2 separate regions of the Homo sapiens genome follow, and region 2 is linked to region 1. A link is an interaction called in ENCODE POLR2A ChIA-PET data of the cell type or tissue named here. Cell type or tissue: GM12878. All regions are shown on one strand. Links, peaks and the distances in the headings refer to the core of each region. The heading gives the core; the rest is flanking DNA.

Region 1 (12,728 bases), core at 4,859-8,858:
GCCTTTGTTCCGTGGAGCAACTGCCCCCTGACCCCCGCTGAGGGAATTGGAGTCAGTCCTGGAAAAAAACCCCAGGTGCTGGCTGGGGCCACTGCCTCCGGATCCAGCGAGAGGAGGGAGCTGGGGGCTGGGAGAATTGGGGCTCAGGTGCCAGGGTGAGGGGCAGGGGCTAGCTTCCACCTCACACCCCACCTCCACCCCAGGAGGCCCAGGGCAGCTCCTAGAGGAATGCGGAGGGCAGGGGAGGGGACAGGACATCCTCTCGGCAGGACACAGGACGCCCAGTCCGGAGGTTCCCAGCCCCGGGCAAGGCCACGGGGGAAAGGGTCACTGGGGCCTGGGGCTCACCAGTTCCACCCTCAGCCAGCAGTGTCCACAGACAGTCCAGGTCACCTCCAGTGGGGGCTGGAGGTGTTGGCGGATGAGGCCTGTCATGGCCGGAGTGGAATGGCCGCCCCCGCCCCCAGGGGCCCCACGTGTGTGGGAGGCACCGGCAGGCCTGGGTTTGTCCTCAGCTCTGCAAATCTTGGGGTCGCCACCTCCAGGAGAGGCCTCAGGCTGGCCCTGGCCCTCCCAGGCCCAGGACAGGAAGCCCAGGGACAGTCGATGGGGTGACAGCCATGGGGACCCCAGCTCCTGGGGGCTGAGCAGCAGTAGAACCCGACCTCTGCTCACTGCCCTGGAAGATGAGGGACCCTGGAGGGGCCTGAAGGCACTAGAAGGAGAAAGACCTCCTGCGCTCACCTCACCGGTTCAGCCAGGACCCAGGAGACCCTGCCGGTCTGGGAGGCCTGGAGGGTTCCACCCCTGCTCCCACATGATCTCCTGGCTGCAACTTCTTGCCCAACACGCCAGCTGGCTGGTCATCTGTGAGCGCTTCTGCCAGAGTCTGTCCCAATCACCTGAGCAGCAAATGATGCTAAATGTCATCTAAAAGCAGCCTTTCAAACGAATGACCAAAGGCCGGGCGCGGCGGCTCACACCTTAATTCCCGCACTTCGGGAGGCCGAAGTGGGTGGATCACCTGAGGTCAGGAGTTCGAGACCAGCCTGCCCAACATGGTGAAACCCCCGTCTCAACTATAAATACAAAAAAAAATTAGCCGGTGTGGTGCCGCGCACCTGTAATCCCAGCTACTCAGGAGGCTGAGGCAGGAGAATTGCTTGAACCCGGGAGGCGGAGCTTGCAGTGAGCCGAGATCACACCACTGCACTCCAGCCTGGGTGGCAGAGCAAGGCTCCGTCTCAAAAAAAAAAAAAAAAAAAAAGAATGACCTCAACACAGACCTTGAGTGTCAATTTGCCTCTGTTTCCCTAGGAGTTAAAATTACCAGAGGGGATCGTGGGCACAGTCACCATTTGACCCAGGATTTCTGCTCCCCGCATCCAAACAACAGGAATGCTTGCCCCGAAGTGAGGTGCTCCAGATGACACCTCTGCCAGGGACGCCGTCTCCTTCCTCCGCCACCTCTCCCGTTGTGTTTTTTGAGGTTCGACTCAAAATCTTTACATGTTTTTAAAAATTGAGTTTTGCCGGGCGCGGTGGCTCACGCCTGTCATCCCAGCACTTTGGGAGGCCGAGGCAGGCGGATCACAAGGTCAGGAGGTCGAGACCATCCTGGCTAACATGGTGAAACCCCGTCTCTACTAAAAATACAAAAAATTAGCCGGGCGTGGTGGTGGGCGCCTGTAGTCCCAGCTACTAGGGAGGCTGAGGCAGGAGAATGGCGGGAACCCGGGAGGCAGAGCTTGCGGTGAGTCGAGATCGCGCCACTGCACTCCAGCCTGGGCGGCAGAGCGAGACTCCGTCTCAAAAATAAAAATAAAAATAAAAATAAATAAAATAAAAATAAAAATTGAGTTTTATTGAAGCATAATTTTACATACAACGATATTTACCAATTTTAAGCATCCTACTTGAAGAGCCTGGACAAAGGGAAAGCAGGAAACCACCTCCGCTGCCGCCGGGTCCCCTGCCCCGCCAACCAACCACGCATCTGCCACCTCCGCTGCCGCCGGGTCCCCTGCCCCGCCGACCGACCACGCATCTGCCACCTCCGCTGCCGCCGGGTCCCCTGCCCCGCCGACCGACCACGCATCTGCTTTCTGTAAGGATAGTTTGGCCTTTGCTAGGATTTCACGTAAAGGAGGCCCTAAGCACGTGGTCTTTTGTGTGTGGCTTCTCTCACTTAGCATCCTGTTTTTGGGATTCACCCCGTAGCGGCGGCCTTGTCTTCCCACCGTAGGGATGAGCCACTGTTCGCTTATCCACTCGCCAGCTGATGGATACTTGGTTTTCTCAGCTTTGCGAACGCTGCTGCTACAAAGGTTTGAGGCGAGTCTTCCTGCGGACGTGTTTCATCTCTTCTGGGTAAATACCTGGGCGCGGGATGCTGAGTCACGCTACGTCTCCTTTCCTGAATCTCTTTTTTTTTTTTTCTTTGAGACGGAGTCTCTCTCTGTCGCCCAGGCTGGAGTGCAGTGGCGCGATCTGGGCTCACTGCAACCTCCTCCTCCCGGGTTCAAGCAATTCTCCTGCCTCAGCCTCCCGAGTAGCTGGGACTACAGGCGCCCGCCACCACGCCCGGCTAATTTTTTGTATTTTTAGTAGAGATGGGGTTTCACCGTGTTAGCCAGGATGGTCTCGATCTCCTGACCTCGTGATCCGCCCGCCTCGGCCTCCCAAAGTGCTGGGATTACAGGCGTGAGCCACCGCACCCGGCCTGAATCTCTTTATATGTTTTGGTCACCCCATGACTGCATCCCTAAGAGCAAGGACCTTGCCTGTGCTGCTTGCTGCAGTGACCAGAGCTCAACACGACTGCTCGCCTGGAGGATCTTCTGAACAGACACTCACCCACTGGGTGAATGGGTGGATGGCAGCGGTGCCAGGACAGTGGGTCCTGGTGATGCCAATGGGGAGGTGACGATGGGCTGGAGGCACCACAGAAGATGCCAACGGTGACTGCGGTAAATGAGGTGGCAGCGACCGCGGCCGTCAGCAGTGATGCAGCCGTGGGTGGATGGTCGTAATGGGGAAGACCTCACATAGCCTGGAGACGCCTGCTTCAGCCCTCCTTGAAACTGAACTCACCTGGGGAGATGTCATGTGGCCCCTCCACTTCCCCCTACTTCAGGCACCCATGCTCACTCACACCTTGGAGCCAGCTGTCACCAAAACCCACGCACTCTGAAATGACTACTTGCAGTTTCCCCCTCTGTGGTGCAACTGCCCCCCTCCCCGGCTGTTACACCTCACCAAGCGCTTCGCTCCAGGACAACCCTCCTTTCTCCAAAACAGGCGGCCTTCCCCTTTCTTTGGCTTCCTTCTTATCCAGTTCAGATTTTGTGGTCCACTCTTAGTCACTCTCTCGAAAATGTGGGAAGTCTTCAAATGTCCCTCCTTTTGTGGCACCCTTCTGAGAACTTCAGCCTTGCCAGCACCTAAACCACTGCCCATTGTAGGGAAAATCAAGCCAGGAAGATGGGGGCCACCCAAAACCCATGTCTGGACGTTCTGCTGCACCCGGTCCTGGGGAGTCCACACCTGGCAAACGGAGACGTCTATCCACTCAGTCCCCACCCGCTGCACGCCGTGGTCTTTCCCAAGCACTCCGGACTTAGTCTCTGGATGGTTTGTATGTTAAGCTGTTCCCTGCTCTCCAGCCTTCCCACCAGCATTTACCACCCATTACCTCGCTGACATGCAGACAGGAGCTGAGAAATGTTTAGCTGAGAAATTTTCAGGAGCTTCTTAGAAGTGGCTTCCTTTCAGCCGGGCACGGTGGCGCACGCCTGTAATCCCAGCACTTTGGGAGGCTGAGGTGGGCGGATCACGAGGTCAAGAGATTGAGACCAGCCTGGCCAACATGGTGAAACCCCATCTCTACTAAAAATACGAAAATTAGGCCGGGCACGGTAGCTCACACCTGTAATCTCAGAACTTTGGGAGGCCGAGGTGGGCGGATCACAAGGTCAGGAGTTCAAGACCAGCCTGACCAACATGCTGAAATCCCGTCTCTACTAAAGATATAAAAATTAGCTGGGTGTGGTGGCGTGTGCCTGTAATCCTAGCTACTGGGGAGGCTGAGGCAGGAGAATCATTTGAACCCTGGAGGTGGAGGTTGTGGTAAGCCGAGATCGCGCCACTGCATTCCAGCCTGGGTGACAGGGCGAGACTACATCTCAAAAAAAAAAAAAAAAAAAATACAAAAATTACCCGGGCGTGGTGGCACACGCCTGTATTCCCAGCCACTCAGGAGGCTGAGGCAGGAGAAGCACTTAAACGAGGGAGACAGAGGTTGCAGTGAGCCGAGATGGCGCCCCTGCACTCCAGCCTGGTGACAGAGCGAGACTCCGTCTCAAAAAAAAAAAAAAAAAAAAAAATTGGCTTCCTTTCCAACTCCTTGCACCAGTTTGCAAAGCCCTACCCATCTCCCCACTCCCCATCCCTAGCCTCATTCCTCCTGGTCCCTAAGGTCCCAGCCACTCTGGCCTCTGTTCTTATTCCTTCAGCACTAGGGCCTCTCCCAGGGTCAGCCCCAACTCCACAGCCTAATTCACAGGGTGAATTCCTACCCATCTCTCTGGTCTCAGCTCCTGATCCACCTCCCCTCCAGGATGGCAGCTGCTGGTGTTTGCTTCCTGCAAAACCCTTCTTGGCCGGGCGCAGTGACTCATTTCTATAATCCCAGCACTTTGGGAGGCTGAGGTGGGCAGATCACCTGAGGTCAGGAGTTCGAGACTAGCCTGACCAACATGGTAAAACCCTGTCTTTACTAAAAATACAAAAATTAGGCTGGGTGTGGTGGCTCACACTTGTAATCCCAGCACTTTGGGAGGCCAAGGTGGGTGGATCACCTGACGTCAGGAGTTTGAGACCAGCCTGGGCAACCATGGCCAACATGGTGAAACCCCGTCTCTACCAAAAATACAAAAATTAGGCCAGGCATATTGGCTCATGGCTGTAATCCCAACACTTTGGGAGGCTGAGGTGGGAGAATCACCTGAGGTCAGGAGTTGGTGGCACGAGTCTGTAATCTCAGCTACTCGGGAGGCTGAAGCAGGAGGATTGCTTGAACCCAGGAGGCAGAGGTTGCAGTGAGCGGAGATCGCGCCACTGCACTCCAGCCTGGGCAACAGAACAAACTCTGTCTCAAAATAAATAAATAAATAAAATTAAAACATAAAATAGGCCAGGCTCAGTGGCTCATGCCTGTAATCCCAGCACTTTTGGAGGCCGAGGTGGGTGGATCACCTGAGGTCAGGAGTTTGAGACCATCCTGGCCAACATGGTGAAACCCCGTGTCTACTAAACATACAAAAATTACCCGGGCATGGTGAGGGGCGCCTGTAGTCCCAGCTACTTGGGAGGCTGAGGCAGGAGAATGGCTTGAAACCGGGAGGCGGAGCTTGCAGTGAGCCGAGATGGCGCCACTGCACACCAGTCTGGGCGACAGAGCGAGATTCCGTCTCAAATAAATAAATAAATAATAAAAATAAAATAAAATAAAACCCCTCTTTGGGTTAAATCCCTACTTGCTCACAGCAAATACCCTGAGGGCAAGGATGGGACCGGCCAGTGCTTCGTCCAGCCCAGCAGGCCCGTGACATACGTCCGCCGAATGAATGATTCCCGTTAGGGATGGTAAAGGGGGAAGGTGGGGAGATCAGGTCATCACCAGATGCAGAGAATGACTGAGGTAGGGAGAACTGCCTTCATCCTGCCCTCCTGGTATCCATGGTGGGAGACCACCCAGGCCCAGAAGGACATCAGCTGGTGGAAGGGGAAGCCCACCTGGAATGTGACAGGCTCCAGCCGCCTTCACCCTCCTGGTCCCGGCCTCCACTCAGGTGAGCCACCCTCACCCTCCTGCTCCCCGTCTCCACTCAGGTCATCCACCCTCACCCTCCTGGTCCCTGTCTCCACTCAGGTCATCCAACCTCACCCTCCTGGTCCCGGCCTCCACTCAGGTCAGCCACCCTCACCCTCCTGGTCCCTGTCTCCACTCAGGTCATCCACCCTCACCCTCCTGGTCCCTGTCTCCACTCAGGTCATCCACCCTCACCCTCCTGGTCCCTGTCTCCACTCAGGTCAGCCACCCTCACCCTCCACTCAGGTCAGCACTGCCTGGGACTTTCCAGGGGGCTGAGCGGCTGACCAGGAGCCTTTGCTGGGGCGGCCTGGGCACCCGGGCACTTCCTGCAAGGCCTCCCTCCTTGCAGCCCCAGCTCCTGGCCTGCTCCTTCCTCCTCCGCCCCAGGGGCTTTCCACAAAGCCTGAGGCCTGCTATTTTTAGCTGAGGGAGAGGGCCCAGTTCCTGGCCCCACTGCCGCCCTGAAGGAGCCTGGGCTAAACTGGGGCTGGGGTTGGGTCTAGGGGTTGGGGGAGAGGCTGCAGTCCCCAGCCCAGGCACACCTGGAGTGCAGAGGGGACGCTGCAGGCTGGGCTCCCAGCCCAGTTGGTGGACCAGGCGCTTACCCTGGGGAGGTGGGGCTTAGGGCCTGGGTGGGCTGCCGCCCACTTCCTGTGGCCGCACCCCAGTACTTCAAAGGCTGCTGGCCGCCCTGTGGTCAGTCCAGGCTCCCACGCAGCTGGAGGGGCTGGGCGGGCACACGCACCCCTGGCAGCTGGCCCCCCCTCCCCTCAGGGCAGCTTCAAAGCAGCAGGGGTGGGCAGCCCCCGTGATTAGCACGGATCCCAGGGCTGGGACGGGAGACACAAGGCGGTAATGGAGGCCCTGGCAGAGCCCCTCCTCTGCTCCTATGCTGCCCGTCCCACTGCCTTCCTGGGTTGGCTCAGGGCAAAGGCCCAGGTACCTTCCTGGCCCCCAGATCCTGTCTTGAGGCAGGGGCCACCTTTAGGGGTACCTGCGTCTCTGCTTGGTGCCTGTGGGTTTCGGTGGCCTGGCCACGGAGTCAGTCCCAGTCAGAGAAGCGACAGGAACCGTGGTGGGGGCACCCCTGCGGGACCCCTCGGGACAGCCTCTCTTTCTTACTCCTTTCCTCTCTTCCTTCCTCCCCACTTTCCAACTGGAAGGGGGGCGGGAGGGGAGGGGCCATAAAGGAGAAGGGGCTCCTTGTCCAGGCCTCGGGCTGTGGTGGGCTTGACCTGGCGCCAGCTCCCCAGGGACGGCCTGGGCGGAGGTATTGGGGGCGGGGACCTAGAAGCAGCCGCCCCAGAGTCCGGCAGACGCTGAGAACAGAGAGTGCCTGGGGGGCGGGGGGCAGCTTTCAGGGTCCCCTGGGGTCAGCTCTGGGACAGTTGCCGTTTTTAATCTGCACAAGTGATTTAGAAGGAGCCGCCAGGGCTGCAACCTAGATCCACTCAGACCCAGCTCGGGAAGTGCGGGGAGGCGCGGCCCAAGAACTGTGCCCTCCCCCCAGCTGTGGCCACAGGGCAGCGGGGACCCTGGATGAAGCTTCCACCACCCAGCTGTGGCCACAGGGCAGTGGGGGCCCCGGACGAAGCTTCCTCCCCGAGCTGTGGCCGCAGGGCAGTGGGGACCCCGGACGAAGCTTCCTCCTCTCCTGCCAGCCAGAACCCGGGTTCATGGTGACCTTGCATGCCCGAAGTCTGTCCATCCTGTCCCGGACTGGCTCTCCTCTCCCCTCCCCTCCCCTCCTCCTCTACTCTCAGGCATCCAGGGACCGCCGCCCAGCCCAGCTTCAGGGCCGGAGGCTCCCCCAGATCTAGGGCCTTGAAGGAGCCCCGGTCCCTGAGCTCACAGCACAGACGCCCGGACCCTGGCAGATGCCGGCTTTCAGCCCACCCACCCGGCAGCTGGGAGCCACCCACCCCAGGAAGGAAGGGCTGGGGGTGGGCTGCGCATCCAGCTCGCCGGGGTCCCCACCAAGGACCTTGACTTGGCTGCCAGCGACCACCCCACCCCTGCTGACACAAGCTGGGCGCGCCTCCCTCGGTCTTTGGGCGCAGGGAGGGAGGGCTGGGTCTCCAGTCCTTCTGACCACTCCGCTGCCTGCTTGCGGCCCGTCCCCACCACCCACCACCCGAGCTGCAGGTGCGGTGGAGACGGGGAGGGGAGAAGGTGCAGGGGCACACGGGCCGTCGCCCTGAGGGATTTTCGATGGTTCCACGACTTGGGGGAGCCAGGAAAAAGGGGCAACTTCTGTGGCCTCCCGTGGACTTGGGACCCCTGGTGGAGTCGGAATCCTCACGAGAGACTCCTGTGGGGAAACACATCCTAGGCCCTCTGGGCTGGGCCCCTGGTCCACCTGGGACGCAGGCTGGAGAGGCCAAATGCAGGGGCCAGGAAGCACCAAACTGGCTCTTAGGCCAAGAGCCAAGGGACCCCCACCCTTTCCATGTGTCCCCCAATCCAGGCCCAGCGTCATCCCCCCTCCTCACCCACACCCGGGGCTGACTGTCCGAGATACAGGCTGTGTTTTCCATCTGGTCACCACGCGCCCCCCCAGGTGAGGGTCTCCGAGGGGCAACGCGTGAAAAGCCGGAGCGGATCGCCTCACGGGGCGGAATGGCTGCTGGTGCCGGCCTGGTCAGAGGCCGGGATCGGTATTTGCTGAATATACAACACAGAGGGACCAATAAAAATACAGAGAAAAGCACGGAGCCGCCGGCGTGGCAGAAGAGCCTGCGGAGAAGCTCCCTCAAAGACTGGCAGGCGACACAACCACAACCTGTGGAAAAGCAACTGGGGCAAAGCTCTTGGCTTTAAGAATACCCCCTTGGGGCCGGGCGCGGTGGCTCACGCCTGTAATACCAACACTTTGGGAGGCCAAGGTGGGCAGATCACGAGGTCAGGAGCTCGAGACCATCCTGGCTAACACGGTGAAACCCCGTCTGTACTAACAATACAAAAAATCAGCCGGGCGTGGTGGCGGGCGCCTGTAGTCCCAGCTACTTGGGAGGCTGAGGCAGGAGAATGGCGTGAACCCGGGAGGCGGAGCTTGCAGTGAGCTGAGAACATGCCACTGCACTCCAGCCTGGGCGACAGAGCGAGACTCCGTCTCAAAAAAAAAAAGAAAAGAAAAGAAGAAAAGAAAAGCCCCTAGAGGCCAGGGTCCTTGAACAAAAGTGCGCGATGCCCTGTGTCTGCAGCGGGGAGAGGTCTGGAGCCCGTGTGTCCGACAGCAGAAGTGGACACAGTGGTGCCAGGGCAGGAACCCTGGGGGCATTTGCAGGCCTGTGCTGCGAGACTGCAGTGGCGCTCAGGACACACCTCGGAGAAGAGCAAGCCTGCTGCAGAGTGACATGAACACCAGGTCTGTTTCTGTACGAGCCAGTGACAGAAGACCCCTAGATAAGACTCTCTGTACGTATATGTTTGTAGGCAAATGGAAGGTGAGAAAGACACGGTCCCGACTAGCAAGTCTGGATGTCTACGAGGAGTGTGGGAAGAACGGTTAATCGCTTCACATCCCTGCGTCACTGTGTATGATGAGAATGTTACATTTCGAATAACAAAAATGAGCACTTATATCAAAAACTGGTTATTGCAGTGAGAGAAAGGACCCTGCTCTAGGGTCTTCCAAGCCGGGGTGAGCCTGGGCCTTGAACATACCCTTCAAAGTGTGTGTATGGGGCCCAGGGGACGATCTACCATTTCTGCACTGGAGTCTGCAGAAATGGTGCAGACTGCCCCAGAAGAATTCAGCCTACATCACACAGGCCAGCAGGACTTTTTTTTTTTTTTAGTGCAGCAGTGCGATCATAGCTGACTGCAGCCTTGAACTCCTGGCCTGAAGCAATCCTCCCGCTTCAGTCACCCAAGTGGTTGGAACTGTAGGCTCGACCCACCAGGCCTGGCCCCTGCAGGGCTCTTGACCCCAACCCAGACTTTACCTTGATGTGGGGAGCTGTCCCCACTCCCTCCCCTGACAATGCAGGGCACTGTGTCAAGGATTCTGGAGAGACCCTGGCTCATTCCCACAGGAGACGGGGAACAGGCCTGGGGAGGAGCCAAATGCCAGTGTCGGGGGGCCGGAGGCTGCAGTGGCAGTGCTTGTAGGCAGGGAGGACAGTGAGCCCTCCACATATACATAGCATGGCCCCCAGGGGTGTGTACTGGGATGGGTGTTGGGGGGTACTCTGGGGAGGGCTGCTCACTGGTGTCCTTCATCCCGGGCAGGAGAGAGGCCCAGAGCACAGGCCCTGCAGGGAGCCAGGACGGAGAAGGCTCCAGTGTACGCCACTCCCCCACCAACCCCACCGTCCTTGAGGGCTCTGAGCAATTAATTCTCTGTGACTCCAGATGTTCAGCAGCTGTCTTGGCCATTTCCGCCCCTTCTCCTGACCCTGCGTCCTCCAGGAAGCATCCCCTCCTGTCCTTGGGCTCCAAGCCACCCCCACCTTCCCTGCACCCCATTTCCTGAGCAGAGGCGTTTGTGCAGACTCAGCTCCCGCACCCACCAGGGTAGCCTCAGTTTTCCCAAGGCCTGGGCACTGCTCCCTGAGTCCAGGGCTGCTGGGGTCGGCTCACTCCCTGACGGATGCCCTCTGCCAGGGGCTCTGATCCTGGTTCCTGCCCCTCCGGCCTCTGGGACTGGTTTTCTCTCTCTCCTCTCCTTCCTTCTCCAAGGTTGGCTCTGCAGGCTCCACTGGCATAAATCAAGGGCCTCCAGGGAGGGTTCAGTGCAGGAGGGTTGGCAGGACTGGCCAGGGGGAGAGCCCTGCCCCAGTGCAGGAGGGCCCAATGCAGGAGGGTGGGAACCAAGGGGTGGAGGGCTCAGAGACTGGCAGGCCCTGTGGGGGTGGGTGCACGCTCAGATGTCGGCGTGGAGGGCACCGGGGTGGAGGTGGGGGTTGCCTCCACAAACAGATCAGCAGGGACACAGCCCCCACCTCCACCTTGTGGACACTTCCCTGAGCTGATGGCGGTGGAGGCACAAGAGGTCATGGCTGCTGCAGCTGGTCGTCTGGGGGCTCTTCTGGAGAGGGGACAGCTCCCTTCCTGTCACATGCTTTCCTGTCTCAACAGAGCCGGGGGTTCTGGGGCACTTGGACTCCCGTGGGCTGGTGGGATCAGGGGCTGGGCCAGACACAGGATGAGGCATGGAACCCCTGGGGGCCAGCGGCTCCAGCCCGCTGACCTCTGCCCCTCAGAATCCGGTCCCAGGCTCTCCCCTCCTCCTCTCAAGAACTTCCTGCTCTGTGTGTGTGTGTGGGTGGGTTGTTGTGGGGGAAGCTAAGGGCAGGTGGGCCTGGCTAAAGAAAAGCCTGCATTTCCAAACAAGTCCCAGAGCAGATCAAGCTGGGAGACTGCCCCCAGGAGGACGAGGCTCCTCCAAGCAGGATCTGCTCAGGGGAATCAAAATAAGGTTTAGTGCGTCCAACATCCTGCGTGGACAGTCCTCCAGGACTCCTGCCGCTGCCAGGATCTGAACTGAGGTGGCAGGGACACCTCCTGTCAGAACTTCGGCTCTGCTGCTGGGTTCACTCCTGTGGTCTCACACAAAATGGGCCGGTAGCCTTTGGGCCCACAGCCCCAACCTGCCTAGAGTAGGCAGCCGCTGAGTTTATGAAAGAGGCTCCTGGGAAAGGAATCATCTCCCACCCTCTGCAGAAGTTTCCATCCCCACCCCTATCCACCAGGCTCCTTTCCCCACAGGGTCAGGGGTGGACACTTGAGCAGGACCAGAACCACCAATCCCCAGGGGAAGCCTTGCCCATCCCTTGGCTGCAGGGGCAGTACCCTGTGTGTTTCCTCCTGGGGCAGGGCTCCTGTTGCTGCCCAGGACCCAGTGGAAAGGATGGTGTGACAGGTGCACCAGTGGACCCTGAGACACCCTCTTTGTCCTCAGGCTTTGACCAATGAGCACAGTAGCCAATCGGAGATCAAAGCTGGATAACCAGGAAAATCTGGATCTCAACTGTGTGTGTGCCTGGGGGTAGGACTGCCAGATTTAGCAAAACAAAAACAAATTTAAAAACAGGGTATATCTAGACCGGGTGCGGTGGCTCCTGCCTGTAATCCCAGCACTTTGGGAGGCCAAAGCGGGTGATCCACCTGAGGTCAGGAGTTAGAGGCCAGCCTGACCAACGTGGTGAAACCCCATCTCTACTAAAAGTACAAAAAGTTAGCCGGGCATGGTGGCGGGCACCTGTAATCCCAGCTACTTGGGAGGCTGAGGCAGGAGAATTGCTTGAACACCCAGGAGGCAGAGGTTGCAGTGAGCTGAGATTGCACCATTGCACTCCAGCCTGGGCGACAAGAGTGAGACTCCGTCTCAAAAACAAACAAACAAACAAACAGAAAAAACAGGATATCCAGTTAAATTTGAATTTCAGATAAACAATTTTAAAATAATGTCTCAAGCAGAAGTTGGAACATACTTATACCCAAAAAGTATTTGTTTATTTGTAATTCCAATTTAACTGGCATATTATTCTGTATTTTATCTGGCAACCTAGAATGGGGGTAATAGCCCCCCAAATCGCTCCCTTTGTTAATTGGTCCCTGTCTTCTGTCCCCCAACCCCTAAAGGCAGCAGCTGACTCCCCCAACTAGGGGCGGGGCCTGTTAGGGTCAGGCAGTGCCTCTAACCCAGACGCTGAGCAGGAGAGCAGAGAGGGGGTGCTTCAGCCTGAAACTACCCCTTCCCCAGAAGGCTGGGGTCCCAGGCGGGCCTGGCACCTGGGCTCAGAGGCTCTGGCTGGATTTGCCAAACTCCCTGATTGTAGCATGTTTGTTTCTGGTCTGGGGAGCTGTTGAGTACCTGGAGCTGCCCTCTTCCCTGGGGCTCCTCCTG
Region 2 (7,208 bases), core at 2,335-6,334, 120 kb before region 1:
TTCTATGGACTTTGACACATGTATAATGACAGGCATCTACTATTGTGGTATCAGACAGAGAAGCTTCACAACCTCATTCTCTGTACTTTACCTGTTCATCCTGCCCTCCCCACTACATTCACTAAAAATGTCCTTTCAGTGATTGTCCTTTTTAACTCTGGAATTTCCATTTGATTTTTTTTTTTCTTTTTTTCTTTTTTTTTTTAGACAGAGTCTGCCTCTGTTGCCCAGGCTGGAGTGCAGTGGTGCCATCTCGGCTCACTGCAACCCTCTGCCTTCTGGGTTCAAGCAGTTCTCCTGTTTTAGCCTCCCAAGTAGCAGGGAGTACAGGCTCATGACACCACGCCTGGCTAATTTTTGTATTTTTAGTAGAGACGGGGTTTCTCAATATTGGTCAGGCTGGTTTTGAACGTTTGACCTCAGGTGAGGCACATGGTGAAACCCCATCTCTACTAAAAATATAAAAGTTAGCTGGGCGTAGTAGCTCACACCTGTAGTCCCAGCTACTCCAGAGACTGAGGCCTGAGAATTGCTTGAACTTGGGAGGTGGAGGTGCATTGAGCTGAGATCATGCCACTGCACTCCAGCCTGGGTGAGAGAGTGGGACTCGGTCTCAAAAAAAAAAAAAAAAAAAAAGGATTCTCTATTTCCTGAATCATTGCCATCATATTTTCATTTAATTATTTGAACATACTTATAGTAGCTGCTTTGAAGTCTTTGCTAAACTCAACATCTGGGCCCACTCAGAGTCAGATTATATCAACTGCTTTTTTTCCTAAATATGGATCATGGTTTCCTGTTTACCTGTCTTATAATTTTTTTTGTTGAATACTGGACATTTCAGATGATCTATGTCTGGATTCTGAGTTGTTTTCCTGAGTCTTGTGTTCTGTTTGTTTTAGTTAAGTTGTTTGGACTTAAACTGCAAAACTTGCCCACCCACCCCTGCAGCCTCTGATATCTCTGCTCAGATTTTTAAATTCTTTTTTTTTTTTTTTTGAGATGGAGTCTTGCTGTATTGCCTAGGCTGGAGTGCCAGTGGTGCCATCTCAGCTCACTGCAACCTCCACCTCCTGAGTTCAAGCAATTCTCCTGCCTCAGCCTCCCAAGTAGCTGGGATTACAGATGTGTGCCACCATGCCTGGCTAATTTTTTGTTTTTTTAGTGGAGATGAGGTTTAACCGTGTTAGCCAGGATGGTCTCGATCTCCTGACCTTGTGATCCGCCCACCTCGGCCTCTCAAAGTGCTCGGATTACAGGTGTGAGCCACCACGCACGGCCTTAAATTCTATTTTTTAGTCTGGCTTCCTAGCAGTTGCTTCTGTGTTTGCATATGGTAGTGGTCAGCCAGGGATTTGGGCAAGAGGGTGTGCTCAAACACTCCTAACCCAAAAGGCTCCCCACCACACCATGTGGTTTCAGAGCACGTTGTGAGTTCAGCCAGCCCCTCTCTCTTTGCTTTCACTTCACCCTGGCCTCTCTTGGAGCTCCCAACACCTGCAGTGGTTTCCTCAAGAGCCAGGCCCTTCCTGGGAGAGCTGAGCCCTTCTGTGGCTCTCATTTTCAGAGTCTTCCTGTTAAGTATCTGGCTGGCCCAGTGCTCACTCCAGCTGGGATCACAGCCCCAAATGATCAGGGCTGTCAGTTTTCTTTGTAAGTGTTTATCGAGTCACCACTTTTAACTACGAGGCCTGGGTTTTCCCTTCTGTCCCACATCCACCTCTGCTGCTGCTGGTTTTTGCAGCCAGCCTTGACCTGGTAAATCACTCAGATTTGCTGACTCAGGAGTAGGAGCCAGGGGCAGCCCCAGGTGCAAAGGCTGTAGACTTCCCAGTATTCTGGCCCAAGGCCCAACATTTTTCAAGAAGAATCTCTTCTCAGTGAGTTCTCAGCTTTGGTCAGTTTCCAGAACTCTGAAAAGTTCTAAATCAGTGAGTTTTGATAATTTTGTCTAGTTTTAGATTATTTTTTCTTTTTTTCTTTTTTTTTTTTTTTGAGATGGAGTCTCACTTCGTCACCCAGGCTGAAGTGCAGTGGTGCGATCTTGGCTCACTGCAACCTCTGCCTTTTGGGTTCAAGCGATTCTCCTGCCTCGGCCTCCCGAGTAGCATAATTATAGGCGCACGCCATCACACCGGCTCATTTTTAAATTTTTGGTAGAGGTGGGGTTTCACCACGTTGGCCAGGCTGGTCTCAAACTCCTGACCTCAAGTGATCCGCCTACCTCAGCCTCCCAAAGTGCTGGGATTACAGGCGTGAGCCACCGCTCCCGGCCCATATTCGATTCAACGACCTCTCTACTTGAGTGTGGCTGGAACTCAGAAGCTTCTTTTAGTTTTAGATGTTGTTTGTTTTCAGGGTTAAGTCTTTACTAATTCTGGAATGTATTTCTGTCAATGCTGTGAGGTAGGTGATTGGGTTGGGATCTTTTATGTATGAAAACCCAGTTTTTAATTTTCTCTTGTGAAATCCATCGTCTTTCTCCTTGCACCCCATCTGTGATGCTTCCTCTGCCACACGAGGCTTTCTGTGTGAGGGGGGGCTCTTCCTGGAGGCTCTCTTTTGCTCCATTGATCGATTTGCCTGTTCTCTTGGTTTTCAGTTAACTTCATGGATATGCCATTAACTTCTCTCCATGGTTAGAAATTTAGGTTATTTCCAAGTTTTTCATATTTGGTTAATATCTTTGTGGCCAAATCTTTACATACATTCTCCTTAAAAATCATGTCACTGAGGCGGAAGGATTACATGAGCCCAGGAGTTCAAGACCAGCCTGGCCAACATGACAAGACCTTGGCTCAACAAAAAGATTCAAAAATTAGCTGGCATGGTGGCACACTCCCATAGTCCCAGCCACTTGGGAGGCTGAGGCAAGAGGATTGCTTGAGCCCAGGAGGTCAAGGTTGCAGTGAGCTGTGATCCTACCATGCACTTCAGCCTGGGCAAGAGAGCAAGACTCTACTGCGCACACACACACACACACACACACACACAAAATAATAGAAGCACTTTCTGGGTTAAAGAGTTTACAAATTTCAAGGCTTTTAATATTGTCAAATATTCTAGAAGAGGTTTTACTAATGATGGTGTGGGTGTGCTGAAGGGGCGTATTTAATCGAATTCACTCTGGGTTTAACCCTCTCTTTTTGAACATGTTCTCAGTCTCCTTTCAGCCAGTCTCTGCTGCAGTGCATTTGAGGCACAGTCCTGTAGCCCCTGGCGCCCCCGGTCATTGGCAGGGCCCTGTGTGCCTAAGAACAGTAGGCACTAGAAGGAACCGCCCAAAATCCTGGCCTGGGGAGGTGTACGAGGCCACCTTTGTCTACGCATGAGACAAAATCCCTGTTCCACCTCACTCTGCTCCACCCACCCGTTCCTACTGGAAAGACAGCCTTGGCTCCATGTCACGGGCTGAAGGCCTGTCCTCAGTTGCTCCTTTTTTGTTTTTTTGAGACAGTCTCACTCTGTCTTCCAGGCTGGAGTGCAGTGACACAATCTCTGCTCACTGCAACCTCCGCCTCCCGGGTTCAAGCGATTCTTGTGCCTCAGCCTCCCGAGTAGGTGGGACTATAGGCACGCGCCACCACACCCGGCTAATTTTTGTATTTTTAGTAGAGACGGGTTTCTCCATGTTGGCCAAGCTAGTCTCGAACTCCTGACCTCGTGATCCACCCGTCTCGGCCTCCCAAAGTGCTGGGATTACAGGCGTGAGCCGCTGCACCTGGCCCCTCAGTTGCTTTTGTGGGGTTGAAAGAACTTCCTTTTTGAAACGATGGCATGGCAGCAGTGGATGGCGGTTGGTTTTTCATGTCTTTATTTGGCAAAGTTGAAGATTGCAGTTCTGTCTGTCCCCACATTTCCTCTTCATTCTCTCTCTCTCTCTCTCTCTCTCTCTCTCTCTCTCTCTCTCTCTCTCTGTGTGTGTGTGTGTGTGTGTCTCGGTTTTGGTTTTAATTTTACTGGTTCACTGATGCCTAAAAGTCAAGGCATCACTATTTCATAAGCAGGTTCTCCTAGTTTGGGGGAGGACTCAGTCATGCACATACACACCCCCAGCACATCTGCCTTGATGCACTGGTGCTGTGGCCTGTGCAGTAGTGAGGCTGTGGGAGCTGCTGTCAGAAGGCTGCTGCCACACTGTGACTCCAGCAGAGGCGATGGGACACACGGGGCATATTCTGGAGCAGCCAAGTCCATCCCGAGAGAGAATGCGGGTGTCTGTGTGTGTGATGTGTGTGAGACTGTGTGTGTGTGTGCATGTGCATACATGTGTAAAGTGTACAGTTGGCCCTTGTGTGTGTGAGATTGTGTATGTGCATACGTGTGTAAAGTGTACAGTTGGCCCTTGGTGTGTGTGTATGTGTGCATGTGCATACGTGTGTAAAGTGTACAGTTGGTCCTTGGTGTGTATGTGTGCATGTGCATACGTGTGTAAAGTGTACAATTGGCCCTTGGTGTGTGTGTGATTGTGTGCATACGTGTGTAAAGTGTACAGTTGGCCCTTGGTGTGTGTATGTGTGCATGTGCATACATGTGTAAAGTGTACAGTTGGCCCTTGGTGTGTGTGTGATTGTGCATATGTGTGTAAAGTGTACAGTTGGCCCTGTGTGTGATTGTGTGTGCATATGTGTGTAAAGTACAGTTGGCCCTTTGTGTGTGTGAGATTGTGTGTGCATACGTGTGTAAAGTGTACAGTTGGCCCTTGGTATCTGCAGGTTCCATATCCATCATTTCAACCAATCTCGAGTTGAAAATAATTGGGGAAGAAAAGGATGGCTGCGTCTGTACACTGTATAACAACTATTTACATAGCATTTACATCGTATTAGGTACTGCAAGTAATCTAGGGATGATTTAAAGTACGTGGGAAGATGTGCGTAGGTTATATGCAAACACTATGTCATTATATATAAGGGACTTGAGCATCCTTGGATTTTGGTTTGCACAGGGGGTTTCCCATGGATACCAAGAGACTACGTGTGTATGCAAGTGTGAGTGTGTATATGCATGTGTGTATATGCATGCCATGTGTGTGCATGTATGTGTATATGCATATATGAGTGAGTGCACGTGACAGTCTACACGTGAGGGTGCATGTGTGTGCGCGTGTGGGTGACTGCATATGTGTGTGCATGTGTGGGTGCGGGTGCATCTGTGTGTGCATGTTTGGGTGCGGGTGCATGTGTGCGTGCACGTGTGTGTGGATGAGAGGTCGCATGTGTGTGGGTGAGGGCGTGTGTGTGTGCATGTGTGTGGGTGAGGGGGCATGTGTGTGCACGTGTGTGGGTGAGGTGTGTGTGTGCATGTGTCAGGGTGTGTGTGCGCGCATGTGTGTGGGTGAGGGCCTGTGTGTGCGTGTGTGTGGGTGAGAGATGTGTGCGCATGTGTGTAGGTAAGGGTGCTTGTGTGCGCATGTGTGTGGGTGAGGGCGTATGTGTGTGGGTGAGGGCACGTGTGCGCGCGTGTGGGTGAGATGGCGTGTGCGTATATCCATGTATGACTGCATCTGTATTTGCATGAGTTCATGTGTGAGTGCATGTTTATACGCGTGTCAGGGTCTCTGTGTATGTGTATGACGTGTGAGTACATGTGTTAATGTGTGTGTACATGTGTATATGCCTGTGTGCATGTGTGTATGCATGTGTATACATGTGTACTTGTGTATGTGTATATGTGTATGTCTGTATATGTGTGTGTATGCCTGTGTACGTATGTATATGCGTGTGTGTATGCATGTGAGTGCATGTTTATGCGTGTGTATGTGTACTTGTGTGTGCCTGTGTGAGTGCATGTGTGTGTACATGTGTATATGCGCGTGTGCGTATGCGTGTATGTGTACGTGTGTATATGCATGTGTGTGTATATGCCTGCATGTATATGCACAAGTGTGTATATATGTGTATGTGTGAGTGTATGTGTGCATGTGTATCTGTATGTGCGTGTGTATATGTGCATGTGTGTATGTGTGCGTGAGTGTGTGCATGTGTGTGTGTATGTGTGCGTGTGTATGTGTGTGCGTGAGTGTGTGAGAGTGTGTATGTATACGCACGCGTGTGTGTCTGTCTCCCTCAGGACAGTGCCCAGGCGGATGGGTCAGTGCTCCTGGGTTGGTTTGCCCCTGGTGGCCCATGTCTGAGCCCTGCCCCTTACGGCTCTGTCTGCAGGTTCTCCCATGGGCAGGTGGTCTCTCTGGATGAGCTGCGCCCCTTCCAGGACCCAGACCTGAGCTCCCTGCAGGCCGGCTCTGCGTGTCTGGCCAAGCACCAGGATGGCCTCTGGCACGCAGCACGCATCACCGGTGAGGCTGGCCGTGGGGGCCTCCCGGGAACACCCTCCCAGGCCCCACGTGTGTTGTCACTGTGTGGCTGCTCCCTGCTTCCTTTGGGTTGAGTGTCGGGACTCTGGCTCTGGGCCCGAAATGAGCACACCTACCCTCAGCCTCTGCCCTGCCTTGCTCCTCATGTCCAGGGTGGTTCCCTTCAGTGGCACCTGCTGTCAAGGATTCTGACCTGCAGCTTGTCTCTGCCCCCAGATGTGGACAACGGCTACTACACAGTCAAGTTTGACTCGCTGCTGCTGAGGGAGGCCGTGGTGGAGGGGGACGGCATCCTGCCCCCACTGCGCACAGAGGCCACAGAGTCCGACTCAGACAGCGACGGTACGGGTGACTCCAGCTATGCCAGAGGTATGGCAGCAGCTGCGGAGCCCAGGAGCCAGGAAGGTGGGGTCACCCTGAGAGGCTCCTGGCCGGTGAGGGCACCAACCATCTAACCAAACTATTGGAGAGTGTGTGACTGCGGCGAGGGTGCCACCTGTGCCTGAGGAGGCCGTGTGGGTAGGGGTAGATCCGTGGCGGCCTTTATCTTCAAGGAGTGTGGGTGCAACAGCTACAGTCTCATTGATGGGAGGCCATGGTCGTGGCTGTGGCCATGGGAGAGGAGGGGCCTGGAGTTGCCGAGGAAGTCACAGAAAATGACCAACTGATGGGGCCTGGAGTGCAGGAGGGGCAGCTCCTCTGCATGGCTTCTCAGACTTGGGACCTGGGTGCCTGGGATCCTGGCAGACAGAGGTTGTGTCCAGACAGCCAGCATGGAAGTTTCGGGAATGGGAACTGGTGGGCAGTGTCCAGCTCTCCAGAGGGGTGTGTGTATGCGTGTGCGTGTGTGTGTATATATGTGGGAGGTCACCTGACCCAAGCATGGCGGGCT

What was found. ChIA-PET counts read pairs that join two places held together with the same protein. Peaks named below come from ENCODE experiments on the same cell type or tissue, not always from the same donor. Only the 100,000 strongest peaks of a DNase experiment are listed, where the experiment ranks them.
Region 2: POLR2A ChIA-PET joins it to region 1 with 5 read pairs; 18 of 35 experiments call an interaction of 5 or more read pairs at or near these places.

The regions. Positions count from the first base shown.
Region 1 is chr20:63,847,878-63,860,605 of GRCh38, forward strand. It overlaps C20orf181. Among named protein-coding and RNA genes, the nearest start is that of ABHD16B, 7.3 kb to the right of the region's middle. RefSeq lists enhancers at 3,109-3,268, 3,349-3,448, 5,623-6,476 and silencers at 6,720-6,769, 10,669-10,828. In GM12878, for the core only: no CTCF peak of the experiment used is centred there; no DNase peak of the experiment used is centred there; H3K27ac peaks cover 1,365 bases.
Region 2 is chr20:63,727,055-63,734,262 of GRCh38, forward strand. ZGPAT (zinc finger CCCH-type and G-patch domain containing) reads left to right here. Exons shown (of 7, transcript NM_181485.3): 3 at 6,165-6,298; 4 at 6,533-6,685. Among named protein-coding and RNA genes, the nearest start is that of LIME1, 6.0 kb to the right of the region's middle. RefSeq lists enhancers at 1,400-1,719, 1,555-2,054, 4,752-5,295, 5,296-5,838. In GM12878, for the core only: no CTCF peak of the experiment used is centred there; a DNase peak (open chromatin) is centred at 3,897; H3K4me3 peaks cover 697 bases; H3K27ac peaks cover 2,572 bases.